Linked DNA regions of Homo sapiens: all the other regions are linked to region 5. Evidence: chromatin contacts called from ENCODE Hi-C or POLR2A ChIA-PET data. All regions are on one chromosome and are shown on one strand. Each heading gives the region's core, a stretch centred on a gene start or an enhancer-like site at or near the end of the contact. The rest is flanking DNA. Distances are from core to core; before and after follow the strand shown. Region 1 holds the start of RCC2 (regulator of chromosome condensation 2). Region 2 overlaps PRDM2 (PR/SET domain 2). Region 3 holds the start of SDHB (succinate dehydrogenase complex iron sulfur subunit B). Region 4 overlaps PRDM2 (PR/SET domain 2). Region 5 holds the start of CASP9 (caspase 9). Region 6 holds the start of CROCC (ciliary rootlet coiled-coil, rootletin).

Region 1 (3,264 bases), core at 624-3,123, 1.9 Mb after region 5:
GCAGCGGCGGCCACGGACGTGTGGGGCCCGCTGGCCGCCCCCTCTTCCAGGCCGGGCGAACTTACCGAGGTCCCCTTTCCCGGGGCGGGGGGGGAGGGGCGCAGAGGGAGCTGTGGGGGCGGGGCCATGACCCCCTCGTGCGGGCTTCGGCCGCCCCTCCCCCGCCGCGGGCCCGGGCGCGCGCCCCAACCGCCAACCGCCCGCGCGGTGCCCGGGGTCGGGTAGGCCGCGGGCCGCGCGCCCCGTACCGAGCCCTTTTGTTGCGCGGAGGCGGAGGCAATGATTCAGCCCGCGGCCTGCGCCGGCCCGGCCGCCGGGAGGGAGCGTGACGCGAGGCGGCCCCCGGCTGGAACGCGCGCCGTGCCGCGTCGCTGAGCCCGCCGGCCCCGGCCCTGCGCCCACCCGTCTACCCTGACCCTCACTCACGACGCGCTCCTTGGTGTGCTCGGGTTCGGTGATGACCACGGCCGCGCCGCCCGCCTTGCCTGCTGTCGCCGGCCGCGCCGCGCGCTTGCCCCCGCCGGGGGCCCCGTCGAGCTCCAGGCCGTCCTCGTCGCCGCTGCTGCCGCCGCCGCTGCTGCTACTGCAGCGCTCGGGCCGCTCGCGCTTCCTGCCCGCCGGGCCGCCGCGTTTCCTGGGCCCGGCGCGGGCAGTGCCGTTGCCCGAGCTCGGCTCCTCCCAGGCCGCCGCCGCCGCCTTCTTCCTGGGCATGGTCGCGGCTGGAGGGAGACACGGGGCAGCGGCGCACAATGGACGGGTTATAAACTGCGCGGGGGGAGGGGAGCGGAGACGAGCCACCCGGCCTCCACTTCCTCCTCTGCCCTCCCCAAAGTGGCGGCCGCAGGGTGGGCGGAGAGGGGGCGAGTTGGGAGAGGAAATCGCGCCCCTCCCTGGCCCCGGCGCGGCTCCTTCGGGGAATCCCGCAGGGCAGCCGGGAGCCCCAGAGGCAATCCCCTGGAGGGAGAATTGAGACCCCCGGCCTATCCGTAAGTTAGGTTTGCCCACAAAGCATCACAGTTGCAACCTCGCCCCCCAAAAGTAAAGGGAAAGTAAAACCAGCCTCCAGTCCCCTAGATTTTCATTAAAGAAGGCTTCGGGACACTTCCAGGATTCCCCCTTGGCACCTGGGTGGTAAGGGAGCCCCTGCTCCCCGGCTACCCCACCTGCTGCTTTTGTCTCCGCAGTCTCCCCCCAAACCCACTCATGGCATTTAATGCAACGCTCTCCCCCACCCCGCATCAGCCCTGGACCCCCGTTCGGCCCCAGCTCAGGGGTGCCGACCTCGGGCTCTAGTTAGCCGAATCCCTACGGCGGACTGCCCCCGGCGACGGGGGAAGAGCCCGAAGAAAGCTGGACCCCAGCCCCAAACACCTGCTCGCACAGACACGAAAAATAAAAACTTTAATGGTGCCCAACTCTCTCCCAGCCCCCTTGCCGGCCGTGCGGCCCGGCCGGTCTCCGATTCGACTGCAAAGTGTCCAGGGCCGCCGCCAGCTCCCCGGCGTCCCTGCGCTCTCCCCTGTCTGCTTTTTTTTTTTTTTTTAATTGATTTTGAACAATGGGATCTCTGTCTGTCTCCGATTAAACCACGTGGATCCGCCTTCCTTCCTCTTTTTATTCCTTCAATCACCCAGCCCCCCTCCCCCAGGTTTTTTTTTAACCTTTTCTCTTTAAAAAAAGGAAAAAAAAAAAAACTTTCCCAGACCCCACAAACTGATCACTGTCGATTTTCAGACCCTACCTGGTTGGAGTGATGAGAAACCGGAGAGAAAAAAGGAAGAGAAGCAACTAAAAGACGGATCGGAGGGCTTTTTTTTTTCCGGCCCAGACGAGGGCTCCAGCCCACTCACCAGATACACTTAAAATGTAAATACGAGCTTCCAGAACAAATGCTACAACACAAAACAGAAACACATGTGCGGCCGCGCGGCAAGCGAGCGCGCGGCGGGGCGGGAGGCGCGGGGCGCGGGGCGCGCGCGCCCCCTGCCGGCCGGCGGACCCGTTGCCGGCGCCCCCGCCCCGCCCGGCCTGGCCCTGCCCTGCCCACCCGAGCCTGCGCCGCGCGCCGCGCGCCTCGCCGCCCGCCTCGGCTCCGCTGCTCCTGCGCCTTTCGCGGGCCCGCGAGCGCGCTTTGGGCCTTCCACGCAGTGCGGCCTGCGCGTCAGGGACTTCTTTGCGGCTTAGGAGGATGTTGGATTGTTTTTCCTGGGCACGTCTAGACAGGTCACATGAGGACACTCGCTGGAAAATAGTTACTTCGCTCACGCAGCAGCCAACAAGGGACGTGCCCTAATTGAGTGATTGGAATGAAAGATGAATACAATTTGAATAATTTTTTCCTGTGCAGAGAGAAGCTGAGTTTTATTTGCCTGTGGATGTGTCCTCAGTATGTAACAAGGTGCTGTGACACGGAAGAATCACATAAAGGTTTGCTGTATTAGTGAATTAATTCATAATTAATTTGAGGGCCGTGGAGGCACTGGAAGCTGGCTTTGAGGGGAACTTTTTCATTTTTTGCCAAATATTTACTGAGCCCCCGGTACATGCAAGACCCACAGTGCCCGGGGCTGCAGAGCCAGTGAACAAGGTTTCCACCCCAGTGGAACGCACAGCCTAACGGAAAGACAGATCAGTAAACAAGTAATTACAACAGTGGTAAGCTTTACAAAGTGATGCCTGTGTAGGAACATTATGGCGAGGGGATTTATCCTAGTCCAGGGCCAGGGAAGGCATTCAGGTGGAAAGTTATGCTGAACAACTTAAAGGATGAATAAGACCCGATGAAAGGGGGCAGGAAAAGTATTCCAGGCCAGGTGGAGTGAACGGGACGCTCCACATTTCGAGATCTTGAGAGACACCTCCTGGGAGGGAAGCTGTCTGGTGGGGCTGGGGTGAGAAGAGCCAAGAGGCTGGGTTCTGAGGAGGTAGGCAGGGGTGCGAGGGCCTGCATAGACCCTAGTGAACCGCAGTGAGGCTTGATCTCGTTCGCGTGTCCTGGGACGGGTGAAAAAAGCCTTGCTTGCTTCCTACCGGTCTCCACCCTCCACCTCTCCACCCCACTTCCATTACGATCTCACCGTCACTTGCTCTCCTCTCAAAGCTTTTCTCCTGCTTCTTTTTTCCTGAGGCGTACCGCACAAGGAAGTTCCTTCTTCAGGCAACTTCTTGAAAACGCATAAAGTTCTAGGATTTTTGTGATTCATTCATTCATTGTTAGTGCAAGAAACAGGACTGGGAAGCATCAAGTGTCCTGTAAAGGAAGAC
Region 2 (3,528 bases), core at 438-2,937, 1.8 Mb before region 5:
TTTTACTTTACTAAATGGCCAGTGCTGATAGGACATCACTCTGGCTAATATTTGTTAATGTCACTTACTTTATCAGTGTTATGAAATAATCATTATGTAGCTTAGGATGCCAATGCCAACTACCAGTGTAATACCTTTTCCCTCTTTGGAAATAAATTGTTCACATTTCCAAAAATCCAGCTTATAGATTAAGAATTTAAAAATGGGGACACTATATTTAGAAGTGAAAAATGTCTATGGTTAATTTATTCACACTTTAGCTAATTAAAAATACCATAAGACCATTTTCTGGGGCTAATTGGCTATCTTATGTTTTGGAAAATGTTTCAGGGATATTGTTGGGACAAAGGTGTAAATCAAGCAGGAACAAAGCATTTGTGTGTCTGAAATGGAGGCTCAGTTGGCTCGGCTCTGCACGAGAGACAAACCTGTCTCTAGATGCCCTCTCTTGGGCTCTCGAGCTTGAAGCAGGCCAGAGAGTAGATGACCATGTTTATAATGACTGTGAGATTTATTTCTCTTGAAGTAGACTGTTGATAATTAATAAGCCAAAAATTGAAATGCTGAGAGTATGCCAGTTTGGATGATATTCTTTTCTTGGTACATATATTCTTGAAGACGACAAGAGCTTCCTGGTTGTGGGAAAAATTAATCTTTTTTGTTTGGGGTTTACTTTTGCCTGTGTTGGTTCATTTAAAAGTCCTGGAGAAGTGTTTCCCTGTGCAGTGAAATGAAACACACTCAGACTACAAAGCCTATCATTCTTAGCAGTGCCGTGATGTGCACATCAGCTCCGTAGGATATATGGTGTACTGGTTACTAGACCCTTGGTGTTCCTTTGATTTGAAAGTTAATGAGAAAATAACAGTCATATTCTCCCAGTTGGCTCAAATCTCTCCCTTCCTTACATACATATCTAATAGTAATCTTTTCTTAAGATTATGATGAATTCCAGCCTAAACTTTGATAAATAATTTAAAAAAATTCTCTGTTTCTTAGCAACTCTGTGATATCCTGGTGACTTTGCTGTTTAGTGACTTGGTAAACAGTGGTAAATTACTGTTTCCTGGAAAGGTGGCACTTGCAGTAAGGGACCACAATAAGTTGTCGTGTTTTGGGGTGGAATATTCAAGCCCCATCCAGTTAGGGGTTGTTGCTGGAGGGCAACATGGATGGGGCAGGGTTGGAGGGCCCCAGTAGCCTTTGTGGTGTGTGCTGAAAGCATTCATTGAAGTGGGCAGTGTTGGTTTTTATTTTTTAAATGTGCTAAGGTACTGATGGTAGCCTTTGATTTAGAAGTAAGCTTATGCTATATTTTGCTGCCAGATTCTATTTGTGTTTAAAGCAGTATGGTGGCAGAGATTATCATATTTTGGAAATGGCCACAGGTGGCTGGAACAAAATAGAGTAACACAGACATGCTTGAAGGTTGCAGTGGTTTCCTTTGGACAGTTACAAACAAGCATCAAAGCAGCTCCTCAAATGCTTGACATCATCGTTTTGGTCTGTCTTGCCAGCTTCAGGTTTCGGTTACATTTTTGCATACTTGCTTATTGAACCAGAAAAAAAAAAAAACCCATGATTTGAGTTTTCTTTCTTTTGCTGTGATCCTTCCATTTCTTGACTTGCAGAACACTACTGAGCCTGTGGCGGCCACCGAGACCCTGGCTGAGGTACCCGAACATGTGCTGCGAGGACTTCCGGAGGAAGTGAGGCTTTTCCCTTCTGCTGTTGACAAGACCCGGATTGGTGAGTGCTCCTCCTGTCACGGAGCAAGTCAGGCAGTAAAGAGCAGGTGGCAGTGAGGCTTCCTGCAGGGGCATGTCAGGTAGGGAGCGCACCATAAAAGCAGCAATTTACCCTTGACTTAGAAGATTATATGGTGTTGATGCATTTTCTAGTCAAGAATCCAGGTTGGACATGGGTTGTAAAAATAAAACCAGGAACACACAAACAGACACACACACAAACACACACACACACACGTAGGTCCCATCCCTCTTGCCTGAGTGTCCTCCTCCTCTGAGTCTCCCTGCTGAGCCTCACCCCACAGAACGTGTTGTTCCCTTCTCTCTGATTTCACCATGAGGAGCATGATTGTACCATTATATTCACTTCATTGTTTTGTAATATTTTTACACTTGGCTCTGTTATTGCTTGTGAGTGCCTTTATTTCTTATGTATCTTTGTGCCTCCAGTACCAGATACTTTGTGGACCCTCAGTAGATACTTGAATGAATGACATGCTGTGAGTGTATCTAAATTCTTCTGGCTGGGATTTCTCCTTGAACACAAACCAGGCGCGTGTGTGTTTGGTTTTTATGTGGCCTAATCTTTAGACAGAAGCTAAGGAAGTAAATTGTAAAACTTTAGTCAAAATACAGTCTTGGAATATATCATATTTATATCCCTGTTTCTTTTTTTTAGATGTACTTCCGATATCCCAATTTATATGTACATATGTATGAAAAAATTTTAATACATGCTTTTAAAAATTCTCATTGGAAACTTATTCATTGAGCAGTTTGAACATATTGTTCAAATGAAAGTGGTTGATTTTATAGCTCAACTGATTGTTGACTTACATAGCGGACTTACAGAGAAGTGGAATTTGTACATCCTAGCAGGATAGGACTGGCCCAGCCTTTACCCCCCATTCTGTATATGAGGAAACTGAAGCCAAAAGGTGAGGGAACCGATCTAAAGTGATGCTGTTGACTGCTGGGCCAGACTCCTGCCATTTTACTGTCTGCTTGCTCATTATATCGCTTTCCGTTATGGTCAGTGCATAGTAAATAGAAACAACCCTAAGAATACTGTGGATGAACAGCTATTTTGGCTGTTAGAAACTCTGAAAAGTGAGCCGTTCCAGTAGCTAAGTTTTCAGGAAGCTTAGTTAGGCAGGAAAGGGTTTTCTACTTTAAAGCAAATGAACTTCAAAACTATTTATTCATAAAACTATATTTCTAACCCTTTATAAGAACAAGTCATGTTCATTAGAGACAATTTGAACTTTATAAACAAGCAGACAGAGGAGTTCAAAAATCAGTTGTAGTTTCACTCCATTCCAATATTTTTTCTCTTCAGTTGTTGTGACTGTGTTATTCAAGTATTTGTGATCCTACTGTACGGGTAGTGTTACATGTAAAACATTTTAAAAGTATATAAAACATTTTTTTCTAATCGTAAAACAATATAGGTTCTTTATAGAACAGAAGAGTATAAAGAAGAAAAATAAAAATCCCCATTGAGGACTTGACTTAATTTAACTTGATCTCAGGCTATTTTAACATTAGCTTGATTTAGGCAGTCTAGCCTTTTAACTGTTTTGTGAAACTTAAGCGATTTTAATGGTTTCAATCTTTAAAATAACCATGATACATTATAAAAATACTGATTTTATTTTCTAGGTGTCTGGGCCACTAAACCAATTTTAAAAGGCAAAAAATTTGGGCCATTTGTTGGTGATAAGAAAAAAAGATCTCAGGTTAAGAATAATGTATACATGTGGGAGGTAAGAAGTAATTC
Region 3 (3,349 bases), core at 799-3,298, 1.5 Mb after region 5:
GGCGCCCACCACCACGCCCAGCTAATTTTTTTTTTATTTTTTTAGTAGAGACGGGGTTTCACCATGTTGGCCGGGCTGGTCTTGAACTCCTGACCTCAGGTGATCCACCCACCTTGGCCTCCCAAAGTGCTGGAATTACAGGCATGAGCCACTGCACCTGGCAAGATACACACTTTTAAGTAGGTAGTTCTTGTCCTAAAGGAGTTCATAGTCCAGATGAAGAAATAAGGCAACACAAACAATAGTTAATATACTACAGTCAAATACTTACAGGCAGAATTGTGGTTCAGTGGTCAGACTATAAGCATAAAAAGAATTCAGAACCTGAACCTGAATGTTACCCACAGGTAACACACCAAGCTCATTACTGAATTCTTTTGAGGTGGCTTTTGTGGGTATACATGTACATTCCCACAAGGAAGGGGAGGCCTTGGGGCTCTTCTATTTTCTGTTGCCCTCAGGAGGCCCTGCAAAGACCTTGCCTGGAATTACAAAAATGACCTATGAAATTAGCCTTTTCTACAATGCATTCTTAGAAGAGGGGCTTGGAACTCTCTCGTTAGTGGGGCTCTCACAATTTAATTGTTTGCTCAGCAACTATAAAAGGAACAGGTAAACAAGCTCATTATCAATCATCAATTTAATACTGAGAGGATGTCAGCTTGAGGCTCTGGTAGGCTGTCTTCTTCCTCTATCTCCCCTTTTCAGAAAGGCTGATGCAGACAGAGTGGATCCAAGTTCACACACAGCATGCTGGATAGAACCAGGATTGGAACATGGGCAATATGTACTGTGTTATGCAGCCATAGCAGGCACTTAAGATGAAAGATGTCCTCATTTAAGTGCAAGAGAGGAAGAGGAACTAAAATTTCTTGGACACCAACCATGTCCCAAGATCTATGCTAAGGAGTTTTTCTGGTACCATGTTAAAAAACTGCCTCAGGTCTGCTTCTTGGGAATGTGATATTTTGAGCAAGCCAAAAATTTTCTTTCTGGGGGCCTCAAGTTTTCAAAGCTCCAAAAAGGAGGGTAAGGATTCTTGCTTGCCCACCTTAAAGGGGTTGTTGAGAATCCCAGAAGAGGAACAGACTTAGAAAGGATTTGCAAATCCTTAGTCCCTTATGTATACAAAAGCAATTTCCCTTCCCCTTCTAAATGTTCCCACTTAGAAGGCAGGTCAGAAATGTGTTGTTTCTTGGCCATACAAGGGGCGTGGGAAAATCTGTTACTGCACACGGCATAGTAATAAACAAGAACAGCGCCAAGCCCTCTACCTGTCATTCCATGTCAACTCTATGAGGTCCGTATTATTATATGACCTTTAGAGTCAGAAACACTGAGAGGATACTAGTGAAACTGTGGTGACACTGCTTTAAGGAACCCAGTCTTTCCTGCAACCCCCACCACCCACCTCCGGGATCCTTCGAGGTAGGGGGCTGGGTGCATTTCCCTCCATCTCTCCCTTCCCCTGCCCTGTCCCCAACAATTCACATGTCCTTTCCTCACCCATCCCGGTCCTCAACCTCGCACCCTTGAGGAATTACCTCGCTTCCCAATTCCCATCCTTCACACCCCGCAGGTCTCCCTTTTCTACAGAGGCGATAGTTTGGTGGCAGAAAAAGGGCTTGGAACTCCAATGTCTGGATTCAAATTCTGGTTCCAGCAGTCATTCGCTTGCCATGTGACCTTGAGCAATTCAAGTCCCCTTTCTGAACGTCCCCCCCCCCCGCACCCTTAGCTGTAAAAAATTGCCCGTGCCCTAACTCACAAGCTGCTGCGAGGCGCAGAAAGATAACTTGACAGGGATGCTCGAAGCCAAACCAAAGCACTGCACCAGGGGGAGGAGGTCCTCCATCTCCCTGAGGCCTTGCCCTATGCTTCCTCAGTCTCTCCGCAGCCCCATCAGCTCCAGGCAGTCTCTGTGGCTTTCCTGACTTTTCCCTCTCTGAGGCTCCAGGACTCACCTGCAGGCAGGCTCCGCCAAGGGTTGTGGCCGGCAACCGGCGCCTCAAGGAGAGGGCGACCACCGCCGCCATCTTGGCTCCTGACGTCAGCCCCACCCCTTAACCCCGAGGTCGCTCTCCGCCGGTGTCCCGTCGAACATCGCGGCGCCCAGCCTACATCCACTGAGGACCCACTAGCCGCGTACGAGCAACCAAGTGGGAGGCGGCTTCCGGTTTCCCGGGTGGGCGGAGGGAAGGCGGGGCAAGCACAGCGAGCGTGCGCAATAGCGCAGTAGCGGCGCATGCCCATTTGGCTTCCCCCGTGACCTTCTCAGAAAGGGGAGGAGTCTGAGAGGCAGGGCGACTTTCAGGGGGTGGGGCTAAGACTTAGATGGGGCGGAGCCATCCTATCCGGGTCCCTGCCCCGATTTCAACCTCTTTATTCCTGGAATTTTTGTTTGTTTGTTTGAGATGGAGTCTCGCACTGTTTCCCGGGCTGGAGTGCAATGGCGCGATCTTGGCTCACTGCAACCTCCGCCTCCCGGGTTCACGCGATTCTCCTGCCTCAGCCTCCCGAGTAGCTGGGATTACAGGCGCACACCATCACACCCGGCTAATTTTTTGTATTTTTAGTAGAGACGGGGTTTCATCATCTTGGCCAGACTGGTCTTGAACTCCTGACCTCGTGATCCGCCCACCTTGGCCTCCCAAAGTGCTGGAATTACAGGCATGAGCCACTGCGCCCGGCCAATTTTTTTTTTTTTTTTCAGACAGGGTCTCACTCTGTTGCCCAGGCCGGTGTGCAGTCTTGGCTCACTGCAGCCTCGACTTCCCAGGCTCAAGCGATCCTCCCACCTCCAGAGTAGCTGGGACTACAGGCGTGTGAGCCACCATACCCGGGTAGTTTTTTTTTTTTTCTTTTTTTTGAGATGGAGTATCGCTCTGTCTCCCAGGCTGGAGTGCAGTGGCGCGATCTCGGCTGACTGCAACCTCCGCCTCCCGGGTTCAAGCAATTCCCTGCCTCAGCCTCCCGAGTAGCTGGGATTATAGGCGTCCGCCATCATGCCCGGCTAATTTTTTTGTGTTTTTAGTAGAGATGGGGTTTCACCATCTTGGCCAGGCTGGTCTTGAACTCCTGACCTCGTGAGCCACCCACCTCGGCCTCCCAAAGTACTGGAATTACAGGCATGAGCCACCGCGCCCGGCCACCCGGATAATTTTTTTAAAAAATTATTTGTAGAGATGGAGTCTGGCTATGTTGCCCAGGCTGGGCTCAAGCAATCATCCTGCTCCAACTTCCCAAAGTGCTGGGATTACAGGCGTGAGCCACCACACCTAGCCTCCCTAAGAATTTGTCAGTCTTATTATTCATCTCTGACGCTTACTGGCTTGAGTCAGCCCTTTCT
Region 4 (3,523 bases), core at 646-3,145, 1.8 Mb before region 5:
TAAGCCCAAAATAAGCACTGGGTCTCTTCTTTCCCTCTTCCCTCCTACGTCACAGCCTCATTCTGTGCTGATTCACCCTTATTTTAGGTTCTAACCTATTGACCTCGCTGTTCACAGCAAATTAAGAGAGAAGAGTTTATAGCGGCAAGAAGTTTTTATACCTGAAAGCTGGATAGTGAAGAAGACAGAAAGTTTATTACAAAATCGGTAATGAATTATAAAGAACAAGTTCCTTAAGGTCAGTTAGTAGGTTCAGATAGTCCTTCCTAAAAACCGTCAGTAGTGCCTGAGAATATCAGCTATAGCTTATAAGTATTTATCTCAGCGACTCTTAGTCACCACAGAACAGTTAAATTATAATCAGCTTAGCAAAGTAATATTTTATCTGTCTCTACGATCAGAATTGTTTAAATTAAAAACCTTGGTACTGTGACGACACTCAAGTTTTTTGAAATTGTACATATTTGAAATTCTTCTCTAAAGGTGCGAAATAACAAGCCTTTAGAAACTTAAAATATAGGGAGGTAAGACAGCCACATGCAAAGATAACTCAGTCTAAGGTAGTCTAAAAAAAGTGCAACACGGATGGTATAGGCAGTAAGGACTATTGACCCTCCCTAAGAGAAGGAAAAAGGGATGCTGAGCTGGGCTGGGCTGGCTAGGGAGCCTTTATGTAGAAAGAGTGGCAGGATGGGGATGTTTCAGAAGAGAGAGAGGAAGGAGGAGGACATCAAGAGGAACCTTGGGGACTGAGAAGTTGTGACTGTGTGGATGGTCTTCCCTTCTGTTACTTAACAAGTATTCCTTGCATCTGTGTCAGGCACTATTCTGGGTGCTGGAGTTTCAGCAAAGAACTAAAATGACAAGGGTCCCTGTTCACATGGAATCACATTCTGGAGAGTGGGGAGTACAGGCCAACAGATGAAGTAGGTAAACCTTGTCATGTCAGTAGTGTTTTGCAGGGTGGGTGGAGGAGGTATGGCCTGACTGTAGGTGGGAGATCAGGGGTGACCATTCTGAGGTTGTGACATAAGTGACACAGGAAGTTCTAGGGGCTGAGGTCTCCAGGAAGAGGGACCTAGTTCTATTAGCAGTTCTACTCATGTAGAAACCTACATGAGTATTTTTGGATTATGAAACTCAGTTCTGCAAATGGACATATATTGGCCCTTTTTCTGCCAGGCGCTGCACCAAGTGGCTGGGTTGGTTGGTGGGGGAGATGAGAGAGATGACTACAGCAGGCAGCATCCTCCTCCAGTGCGGAGTCTCCAGTCCGTTTCATGACAGCCACGCACAGGTCAGACTTAGTGGGTGTTCTGGTTGATGTGGGAGAGAAGGAAAAGGACACTTTCCAAAATTGGATAACTTGTCCAAGATCACCCTACCAATGAGTGTCACAGTCAGAATTTGAACCAGTTTTCCCATGCCTTTTCTTCTACATAATGTGGAGCTTTTTGTCCACTCCTACATGCAGTTGACAACAACAGAAGTGACAGCATTGGTTCCATTTAAAGTTGAACTTAGAGAATACATTTAATAAAAGCAGAGAGTGGACGGGCTTCCGTGGAGTTTGATCTCCTAACCTTTCGTAGCAGCCAGCAGCTCTGTTTCAGGCTCTAAGCTGAATGACAGAGGCCTGGCTGTGGTGTCTGAGGATGATGGTAGATGGGCCCTATGCCTACTGGGTGCCTGGTGGGCAGGTCCTGTGCCCACTGACTTATAGGGCACTGGCCTGTGGTTCCTGTTTGCAGGTGCTGGAGCAGGATGTGGAGTGCTTGGACATGGCAGTATTCCTGTGTCTGGCTTTTTGCTGGCAAGCTTGTGGCATGAGACACAAATGAGCTGTTTCTGGGTTGGTCAGTCTTGGAGGGGCCTGTCTCTGCTGTAGCTTTCTGGCTGCCTCCTAGCTGAGGGTGCCTTTGCTGAGCATTGAATGTCCCGTCTCTGGTGGTTGCCTGCCAGGATGAACTCTGCTGCTGTTATGGTGGCGGTCTGTTTTTAAAAGCTCAGTACGGTTTTAATTAGTAGTTTTTCAACAGTAGGAGTTCGGGAATTATAAAAAATTTGCAGTTCTGCTGCTGCTACTGAATTGCTCCAAATTTAGATGAAAATGTTGGTCAGTATTTTCGTTTTGTGCCTTTGATTCTTATGTCTATCCTTGTTTACAGGGAAATTATGTGGATTAACGTAAATTTTTCAAAGCATTTTGCAAATTTTTTAGCTGTATTTTAGTGGGTGGATTTGCAAAAATCCTAACATATGCCATGATTAAAAAGTTTTAAATATCATAATTGAGTGTATTGGGAACCATGCTGTGCCCTATTTTTAGGTGGTTATTTTGGTTCTCTTGTCCATATGTAAATTGGAAGGTAAGACTTGCCTAATACAGAAATAAAGTTCGATTATGATTAAATTTTCTAAACTATATAAAAGAGGTAACAAGATCCTTATAGTTAGTTCAAAATACTTTAGTTGATTTTTACAAATCCACTTATAATTTGAAAGTAAAAAACCTAATTTCCTGTGTTTTCCTTAAATATGAACACTAGGTTATTTTTCTAAATGATGAATTTTTATTGTTTTTTTTTAAACTCGTTCAGTGTTTTTTTTTCCCTAGACAATTTCATGTTCCAGTTTACAGATAGCTGTTACGACATTCAAACCTAATGTTCGTGGGAGCATTATAGAGAGGAGGGTGTAGTTATTTTATTTTTCAATAAAATAACTTTTAAAGTTTATTTATTTTGTAGAGACAGGGTCTTTCTGTGTTGCCCAGGTTGGACTCGAACTCCTGAGCTCAAGCTGTCTCCCTGCCTTAGCCTCCCTAATAGCTGGTATTACAGGCTTGTACAGGGTGTAGCTTTGTATTTAAAGTTGCCTCTAAAGAATTGAGGAATTGGAGGCTGGGCGCAATGGCTCACACCTGTAATCCCAGCGCTTTGGGAGGCTGAGGCGGGTGGATCACAAGGTCAGGAGATCGAGACCATCCTGGCTAACATGGTGAAACCCTGTCTCTTCTAAAAAAAAAAAAAAAATACAAAAAAATTAGCTGGGCGTGGTGGCGGGCGCCTGTAGTCCCAGCTACTCCGGAGGCTGAGGCAGGAGAATGGCGTGAACCCGGGAGGCAGAGCTTGTAGTGAGCCGAGATTGCGCCACAGCACTCCAGCCTGGGCAACAGAGCGAGACTCCTTCTCAAAAAAAAAAAAAAAAAGAATTGAGGGCTTGGATAAATATCCCAAGAACACCATTGTGGAGGTTAAAAATAGACTTTTCTTTTAGTTAAATGTTGTATGGTGAACTGAAGCTGAAGTTTCAGGTAGACTGGCATGGTACTTTGTTGGCATTCAGATGGCTTGTTTATATTTCACATGCTGCCAAGTACAGGCCTGAAGTTTTATTTTGACCATCCATCTGGCTCAGAGTGTTTTATTAATATTCCTAATTTGGTTGAAATAGTTTAGAGGAGCTGAATGACATGGAGAAACAAAAGTTACTTGAAAATGCTATTCTCTAAGTGAAAAAG
Region 5 (3,323 bases), core at 214-2,713:
GATATGGCCATACTCAGCTGGAGACGGAGGGCAGTGCAAAGGCTATCCACTATGACGCCCATCCATTGGTCCTCCATGGGCATTTGAGTTTGTGATCCCCGTGAACATTCCTGAAGGCAAGGACTGTGGCCTCAAACCATTACTGTTCCCCAGTAGGGGCCACACAGAAGGCACAAAACTTATTTTATTATTAATGAATAATTACTCATATGATACTCAATTATTTAAAGACTCTTTCCCTGGGCCAGGGCACTGGCCAGGGATATCCAGCCAGCCACTCACACCTACTGCACCTCATGGTAGGAAATATCTCCTGCATCCTCACAGGCCTGTGATGAGGGTCAAATGAGACAAAGATGGGAAAGTGCTTTTAAACAAAACCTCAAATGTTTGACTTCATTATTCTCCATTCTGCATCAGGTCCCCTCATTTCCAAAACCTCTTAACAAAACATAAACTGAACACAGAAGGGGCTGGCCAAAGAGGGCAGGGTACGCTGATCCCCCGCTCTGTGCCTAGCACTACAGTTTCACATCCGTTATTTCATTTAGTCCTTATGACAGTATTATTCTTATTCCCATTTCACAGCCCAGAAACTGTGGCTCAAAGAGGGTAAGTGACTGGCCCAAGAACACGCTGCCAGGCAGCCTGATGCCAAAGTGGGTTCCCGAAACCTCTATGCTAGAAAAGTAAAAACGCACACGCCTCCTTCCTCGCAAGTATTAACGTAAATTAAAATGGAGACCAACCATGAAGAATTCCTGAGCAGACAAAACCAATCAGGTATCCTAAGTGACCTAAATCTTGCTTAAACTGCAAACATAAGCAAAATTTAACTTGGGTCATATCTGATAAATGCTTATGTTAGAGAGAAATAAAACTTAAGACCAGCCAAAAGCAGTCAATTAACAGACCTTAAAAAAAAAAGGCAATTTTGTAACTGCAAACCAATCAAATAATTTCTTTATTTTGCTTCCACATTTTCCCAATAAATACTTGCCTCTGACGTTTTGTCATTGCAACACTAAAGCTCTTTCAGTCTGATGTTCTCCAATTCATGAATTGTTTCTTATTCAAAGTTCTCAAGATGTGTCTCACATTTTTCCTTTACACAAGAAACACAAGCACTAACAGTGTACGCTGACTGAGTATGGCATGGAATCGCTTTAGCGAACACCCGACTAAGAGGTGTTTGGGATTCTTTGGCTCCGCTGAGGGGTTTGAAGCCACAGGGAAGGCTAGGCTCCCGCACAACGCCTCCTCGAGGGGCGTGGGGACCCGGCCGTGCAGCGCGGGGACAGGGGGCCGGGGGCGCACCTGGATGTCCTCGATCATATGGGGCCTGAACAGCTCGCGGCTCAGCAGGGCGTCCCAGAGCTGGTCCACCTGCAGCTCTTCCACCAGCCGCAGCCGGCACCGCCGCAGGAGCCGCCGATCCGCTTCGTCCATGGCGAGTAGCCAACTAAGACTCCAGGCCGCCTCAGTCCGCTTCCGGGCCTCGGCCGCCCGCCCCAGTCCCCAGGACCCGCCCCCGCCCCAGGGCCTGCCCCCGCGTCACGGCCCCGGGTCAGTCTTCGCTCCCCACCGCCTCCGGACGCATCTCCAAGGCCTCGCCCCGCCCCCAGGAGTCGCTCTTGCGTCACCGCCCCGCCCTCAGGACGCACCTCTGCGCCTCGCCCCGCCCCCAGGGCCAAGCCTCCCATCACCGCGCCGCCCCAGAACACGCTCCGCGTCACCGCCCCGCCCCAGAACCCGCCCCACGTCACCGCCCCGCTCCAGAATCCACCACTGCGTCCCCGCCCCAGAACCCGCCCCGTATCCCCGCACTGACCTCACGTCACCGCCCCGCCCCCGCGTTACCGTCCCGCCCGCAGGACGCATCTCCAACGCCTCGCCCCGCCCCAAGGATTCGCTCTTGCGTCACCGCCTCGCCTTCAGGACGCCTCCGCGCCTCGCCCTGTCCCCAGGGTCAATTCTGGGGTCACCGCCTGTCCCCAGAACCTGCCACCGCGTCACCGCCCACTCCCCGGGACGCATCTAGAAGGTCTCGCCCCGCCCCCAGGATTCGCTCTGCGTCATCGCCCCGCCCTCAGGACGCACCTCAGCGCCTCGCGCCGACCCCAGAATCCATTCCGCGCCACCGCCCCGCCCCCAGGATTCAACCCACGCCCCCACCCCGCCCCCAAGGTCAATCTTGCGCCACCGCCCCGCCCCCAAGGGCTAGCCTCGTGCCACCGCCCCGCCTCCAAGAGCCAATCCCCTCCCCTCGCTCCACCCTCAGAATCGTCCTTGCGTCACCGCTCAGCCTCAGACTCCAGTTCGCACTCTCGCCCCGCCCCCAAAGTCAATCCTCACCCCCAGGATCCATCCTTCTGTCACCGCCCCGCCCCAAGGCGGCACCTCCGCGACTCGCCCCGCCCCCAGGGCCCCGCCCCGCCCCCGCATCACCTCCCCACTCCGGGCGCAGGTGCCCTTTTGCAATTCTGGCACCAGTTCCTGGTCCACCGCGGGCCCTTCGCCAGAATTCACTATAGCCCCGCTTTTACAGAGATCCGGAGGGAGTCGTCACACTTCCAGCAAGAGGGAAACCATGAGTGGAGCCGTGATCTGTCCCGCCCATTCAACCTCCTCCGGGGCATGGCTTCCCCTTAGCCCCCTCCTCCACCCCAAGTAAAACCATAAGCTCCCCTCACCGCCCTTGTGCCCAGATCGCAGTTGACTGTTCCAAACTCGAGTGTCTGATCCAACCAAGCCCACCTTACACAGTCTTCCATTCCCTCTTCCCTCCCTCCCACCCTAACACCTCCCACACAGAAAAAAAAAAAAACGGCAGAAATCTAGTCCTGTAAACTCCCATCGTTCTGAACGGTTCATTTTCACATTTCAAAAATAATCGTTTCTGTTTACTGAGCATTTGCTAAGTCCCAGGCATCGTGCTAGCCACTTTTCATGCTTATTTCACTTATCCTTAACTACAATCCTGCCAGGAAAGTATTCCCACCCCCCGCCGGTTTTACAGATGTAGACCCTAGGGTTCAGGGAAACGAATGTTTAAGGTCACTTGGGTACTAAGTGGCCGAGGCAGGCAGGATTGAAACCCGAACCTGACTCTGTAAGCCACACTCTTAAGAATCCACCTTAGAATATAATCTCTTGAGCACCAAAACCTCAGCCCCATTCGTTCACTTCTACGAATATTTATTGAGCCTGTAGTCAAACACTAAGAACATGAAGGTGAACAAAACAAAATCCCTGCTTTTAGAGTTTACATTCCAGTGGAAGGATCAGGTGATAAACTATATCAATAAATAAGACATACTATG
Region 6 (3,547 bases), core at 584-3,083, 1.4 Mb after region 5:
GAGACGGAGTCTTACTGTGTCGCCAGGCTGGAGTGCAGTGGCATGATCTCGCCTCACTGCAACCTCTGCCTCCCAGGTTCAAGCGATTCTCCTGACTCAGCCTCCCAGGTAGCTGGGACTACAGGTGTGCACCACCATGCCTAGCTAATTTTTGTATTTTTAATAGAGACGGGGTTTCACCATGTAGGCCAGGATGGTCTTAATCTCTTGACCTCCTGATCCGCCTGCCTCAGCATCCCAAAGTGCTGGGATTACAGGCCAATTCTTGTATTTTTAGTAGAGATGGGGTTTCACTATGTTGGCCAGGCTGGTCTCAAACTCCTGACCTCAAGTGATCTGCCCGCCTCAGCCTCCCAAAGTGCTGGAATTAGAGGCTTGAGCCACTGCACCTGGCCTGGTTTAGTCTCCTTTTAGAGATGAGAAAACTGAGGCTCAGGGAGGTAACCTGTTCAAGGTCTTACTGTCTTGAACACCATAGTTGCAAGTGACAGAGCTGAGTCTCACATGCAACCTCAGACCTGATACTGACTCCAGAGCTGTGCGCCTAAGCACTAGAGCACATAGCCTCCTTGCCCCAGGGAAAGAACAATGGGAGGTGGTGGGTGACCTCTGGGTCTCAGGGCCCTGGGATATAGGGACTGTGCCTTTTTTTTTTTTTTTTTTGAGACAAAGTTCCACTCTTGTTGCCCAGGCTGGAGTGCAATGGCGCGATCTTGGCTCACTGCAACCTCTGCCTCCTGAGTTCAATCGATTCTCCTGCCTCAGCCTCCCAAGTAGCTGGGATTACAGGTGTGCACCACCACACCCGGCTAATTTTTGTATTTTTGGTAGAGACGGGGTTTCACCATATTGGTCAGGCTGATCTTGAACTCCTGACCTCAGGTGATCCACCCGCTTTGTCCTCCCAAAATGCCGAGATTACAGGCATGAGTGCCTGCGCCTGGCTGGGACTGTACCTTCTGGATTTTCAAATGAATGAAATGAGTATTTCTTGAGTGTTGGCCACGTGACCCCCCAGCACCATGTCATGTGCTGGGTATGCACACACGATACTGTTTCATCCCCGGACGGCTCCGAGAGATGAGTACCAATATTATCACATCTTACGTAAGAGGACACTGAGTCTCAGAGAGGCAAAGTCAGTGTCCCTGGTGCACCCAGCTAGTGGGGGCTGGGGTGGGTGTGAAGGGGCCAGAAGCTTCCCAATAAGTGCCTGAAGGGCAAGGCTAGGGCATTTGTAGTTCGAGGCTCTACCACTGTGTCTAGGTCAGACCTAGGAATGCCGCAGGTGTTGCATAAATGCTCATCAGTCCAGGCTGGACCGCTCATGCCCAACTAAGTGCCAAGCCTGGCCTGGGTGATCTCACAGCCTGCATTCTTTGCCCTACACCTGTTGTGGGAAAACATACTCCCAGCATGCTGTAAATCCTCTCATTCTTAGCTAACCATGTGACTCCCGTTCTGGGCCAGAAAGATGGTCACAAATACTTAGGACTCTGGCCTTTCCCGCCGCATGGCTACTGACCCCACCCCCTGGGCTTGGAGGGCTCTAGGACCCAGCAACCTGCGCAGGGTGAAGAGTGTGTGAGGTCCTGACCTCCAGGTGTCTCCCCTGTTTCCTCCTCCCATTCCCTCTTCTCTCTCCTCCCTCCTTTTCTCTCCCTTCTCCTCCCCTCTCTTCATCCTTCCTCTTCCTTTGGCTCCCTGCCTCTGCTTCCCTCCTCTCCTGTCCTTTCCCATCCCCTCCCTCCTCAGCCCACATCCTGCTCCTCCCACCGCGGTGGTCACATGGGGGCGCCGCCGGATTTAAGCTTAATCTGCCTGGTGCTCAGCACAGCATCCTGGCTGTGGCGCGTGCTGACTGAGCTAGTCTTGGGGTCCTGGAGAAGGGGGCTGGAGGCATGCCCACAGCCTCCCCCCCATGAGCTTGGGGCTGGCGGGGGCACAGGAGGTGGAGCTGACACTAGAGACGGTTATCCAGGTGGGTCCTGGGGGCTGTGCCCACCCTGTCTGGGGCGGGGCAGCGTGGACTTAACAGGAGTGGTGAGAGGTGTGTGCGTCTTGGGGATCAAGGGGTGGGAGAGGTGTGGTGGTGGTGGGGTATACAGGGGCCCCCCGCTTGCAGTTCCTGGCAAGATGGGGGGCAGAGGTACACACAGGGTGCACCTGCTGTGGCTCCCTCATCCCAGTGCCCTGGGTTGGGAGAAGGGGGTCTCTACTGCCAGATTTTAGGGCTTGGGGGACCTCTGGCATAGCCAGATCCTCATCCATCTAGGGTCGGAACCGGATTGGGGCCCCCAACACTGGACTGCCTCCAGTGGGGTTTGGGAGTTACCCGTAGGGTTTGGTTCTCATCTCTGGCCCTGGGCCTTCTTCCTGGGGCAGTGAGCACACAAGAGGCTCTTTGCATGGGGATTTTTTGGATTCTAACTCCCAGGCTTCACTCCATCTTGAGGGGGCTCCTGGGGACCTGTATCTTGGGCAGTAGGATTCTGTGGCTCTCCCCACGAGGCCAGGGAGCCCCGGGTCCCATGTCCCCTGAAGACCCTCTCGCTTTTCCCACAGACACTGGAGAGCAGCGTCCTGTGCCAGGAGAAAGGCTTGGGCGCGCGGGACCTGGCCCAGGACGCTCAGATCACCAGCCTGCCTGCCCTTATCAGGGAGATTGTCACCCGCAACCTCTCCCAGCCTGAGAGCCCAGGTGCCACCCCCATCCGCTCCCCTCCACAAACACCACCCACATTTTACCTCTTCTCATGTCCCTTTCCTGAGCAGTCACCATGATGATCATGACTGTAACTCACTGTGGGGCAGGCACAGCTTTATGACAGAAGAACCCATTTTACAGATGAGGAAACAGAGGCTCAGGGATGTAATTTGTCCAGACTTATTCCGCATGTGGTGCAACTAGAAGGAAGGGCCGAGCATCTCCTGCGTGCTTGCCTGTAGCCTGCTGCAGAGATGTGAACCCCAAATCCCGTATTCCCACCCGGGGAAGGTGTGAGCTGGCTGAACCCAAGATACAGGAAGAGGGCAGCTCAGCTCAGACCAGGGTTTTGCGGAAGTCTGAGTGGATGGCGCCGTCCATCCGTTTCCCACGTGGGCAGGAAGGCGGATGGTCCCTGCTCCTCTCAGTGGGTGGCGCACACGGTGTAGTTATGTGGCTTGAGGATCTGGGAAAGGCACACTCAGTTGCAGCTGGTGTGCTGGCGTGTGGCGTTTTGGTGCTCTAACCATTGTCTGTGTTCAACTCCCAAGCTACAGACGGGCCCCCTCCTTGGGAGCGCCAGGGATGTTGGCGCCCTGGAGCCCCAGACAGGGAGAGACTCAGAGGGCCCTCACCCTGACACCTGGGGTGTATGTCCAGTTCTCCCAGGGTAGAAGGGGAACCCACAGGAGGTGGACAACCCCGCTTCTCCCGCTGGCCTTTCTTTCCCTCTTCTCTCTTTCTCCTTCTCCTCACAACCTGACCTATGCTATGCTCTCCTGAGCCCTAGCCTTTAAAGTTCCATGAAGCCCTTCTCTTGAGCGAGGCTTTGATGCTTTT

What was found. Hi-C counts contacts between places; a loop is a spot of excess contacts on that map. ChIA-PET counts read pairs that join two places held with the same protein, here RNA polymerase II (POLR2A). Pooled maps may share reads with other maps.
Region 1: a map of naive thymus-derived CD4-positive, alpha-beta T cell shows a loop between it and region 5 (13-fold over the local background). The contact joins the promoter of RCC2 here to the promoter of CASP9 in region 5. A Hi-C loop is called at or near these places in 3 of 168 maps with a recorded cell type or tissue (CD4-positive, alpha-beta memory T cell and naive thymus-derived CD4-positive, alpha-beta T cell), 7 of 37 single-sample maps with no recorded cell type and 18 of 50 pooled maps.
Region 2: a loop to region 5 is called in a pooled map, with 8 times the contacts of the local background. The contact joins the enhancer-like site here to the promoter of CASP9 in region 5. A Hi-C loop is called at or near these places in 7 of 37 single-sample maps with no recorded cell type and 10 of 50 pooled maps.
Region 3: a map of CD8-positive, alpha-beta T cell shows a loop between it and region 5 (14-fold over the local background). The contact joins the promoter of SDHB here to the promoter of CASP9 in region 5. A Hi-C loop is called at or near these places in 4 of 168 maps with a recorded cell type or tissue (CD4-positive, alpha-beta memory T cell, CD8-positive, alpha-beta T cell, naive thymus-derived CD4-positive, alpha-beta T cell and 1 more), 3 of 37 single-sample maps with no recorded cell type and 17 of 50 pooled maps.
Region 4: a loop to region 5 is called in a map with no recorded cell type, with 10 times the contacts of the local background. The contact joins the enhancer-like site here to the promoter of CASP9 in region 5. A Hi-C loop is called at or near these places in 2 of 37 single-sample maps with no recorded cell type and 13 of 50 pooled maps.
Region 6: a loop to region 5 is called in a map of CD8-positive, alpha-beta T cell, with 5 times the contacts of the local background. The contact joins the promoter of CROCC here to the promoter of CASP9 in region 5. A Hi-C loop is called at or near these places in 4 of 168 maps with a recorded cell type or tissue (CD4-positive, alpha-beta T cell, CD8-positive, alpha-beta T cell and naive thymus-derived CD4-positive, alpha-beta T cell), 6 of 37 single-sample maps with no recorded cell type and 27 of 50 pooled maps. POLR2A ChIA-PET finds 5 or more read pairs at or near these places in 2 of 52 experiments (CD4-positive, alpha-beta T cell and activated B cell).

What each region holds. Positions count from the first base shown.
Region 1 is chr1:17,437,804-17,441,067 of GRCh38, forward strand. It overlaps RCC2 (regulator of chromosome condensation 2), which reads right to left and starts at 1,874. Exons shown (of 13, transcript NM_018715.4): 1 at 1,742-1,874; 2 at 427-719. The coding sequence starts at 711. It overlaps LOC124903862 (a long non-coding RNA gene), which reads right to left. Exons shown (of 2, transcript XR_007065508.1): 2 at 2,333-3,250. RefSeq lists silencers at 555-654, 1,974-2,113.
Region 2 is chr1:13,729,369-13,732,896 of GRCh38, forward strand. It overlaps PRDM2 (PR/SET domain 2), which reads left to right. Exons shown (of 10, transcript NM_001393986.1): 3 at 1,632-1,749; 4 at 3,411-3,514. Among named protein-coding and RNA genes, the nearest start is that of PRDM2, 31 kb to the left of the region's middle. RefSeq lists enhancers at 1,403-1,712, 1,773-1,832, 2,053-2,142. Within about 2 kb of position 1,688, at least 17 of the 41 ENCODE cell types and tissues checked have a DNase peak (open chromatin) inside an H3K27ac peak, as active enhancers do.
Region 3 is chr1:17,051,984-17,055,332 of GRCh38, forward strand. SDHB (succinate dehydrogenase complex iron sulfur subunit B) reads right to left here and starts at 2,049. Exons shown (of 8, transcript NM_003000.3): 1 at 1,965-2,049. The coding sequence starts at 2,036. RefSeq lists enhancers at 1,929-1,988, 2,539-2,588.
Region 4 is chr1:13,753,069-13,756,591 of GRCh38, forward strand. The region is part of intron 6 of PRDM2 (PR/SET domain 2); the gene reads left to right. Among named protein-coding and RNA genes, the nearest start is that of PRDM2, 55 kb to the left of the region's middle. Within about 2 kb of position 1,896, at least 5 of the 41 ENCODE cell types and tissues checked have a DNase peak (open chromatin) inside an H3K27ac peak, as active enhancers do.
Region 5 is chr1:15,522,752-15,526,074 of GRCh38, forward strand. CASP9 (caspase 9) reads right to left here and starts at 1,464. Exons shown (of 9, transcript NM_001229.5): 1 at 1,318-1,464. The coding sequence starts at 1,449. RefSeq lists silencers at 1,434-1,823, 2,104-2,543.
Region 6 is chr1:16,920,098-16,923,644 of GRCh38, forward strand. CROCC (ciliary rootlet coiled-coil, rootletin) reads left to right here and starts at 1,834. Exons shown (of 37, transcript NM_014675.5): 1 at 1,834-1,981; 2 at 2,566-2,701. The coding sequence starts at 1,922. RefSeq lists enhancers at 476-1,248, 1,249-2,020, 2,021-2,792, 2,793-3,547.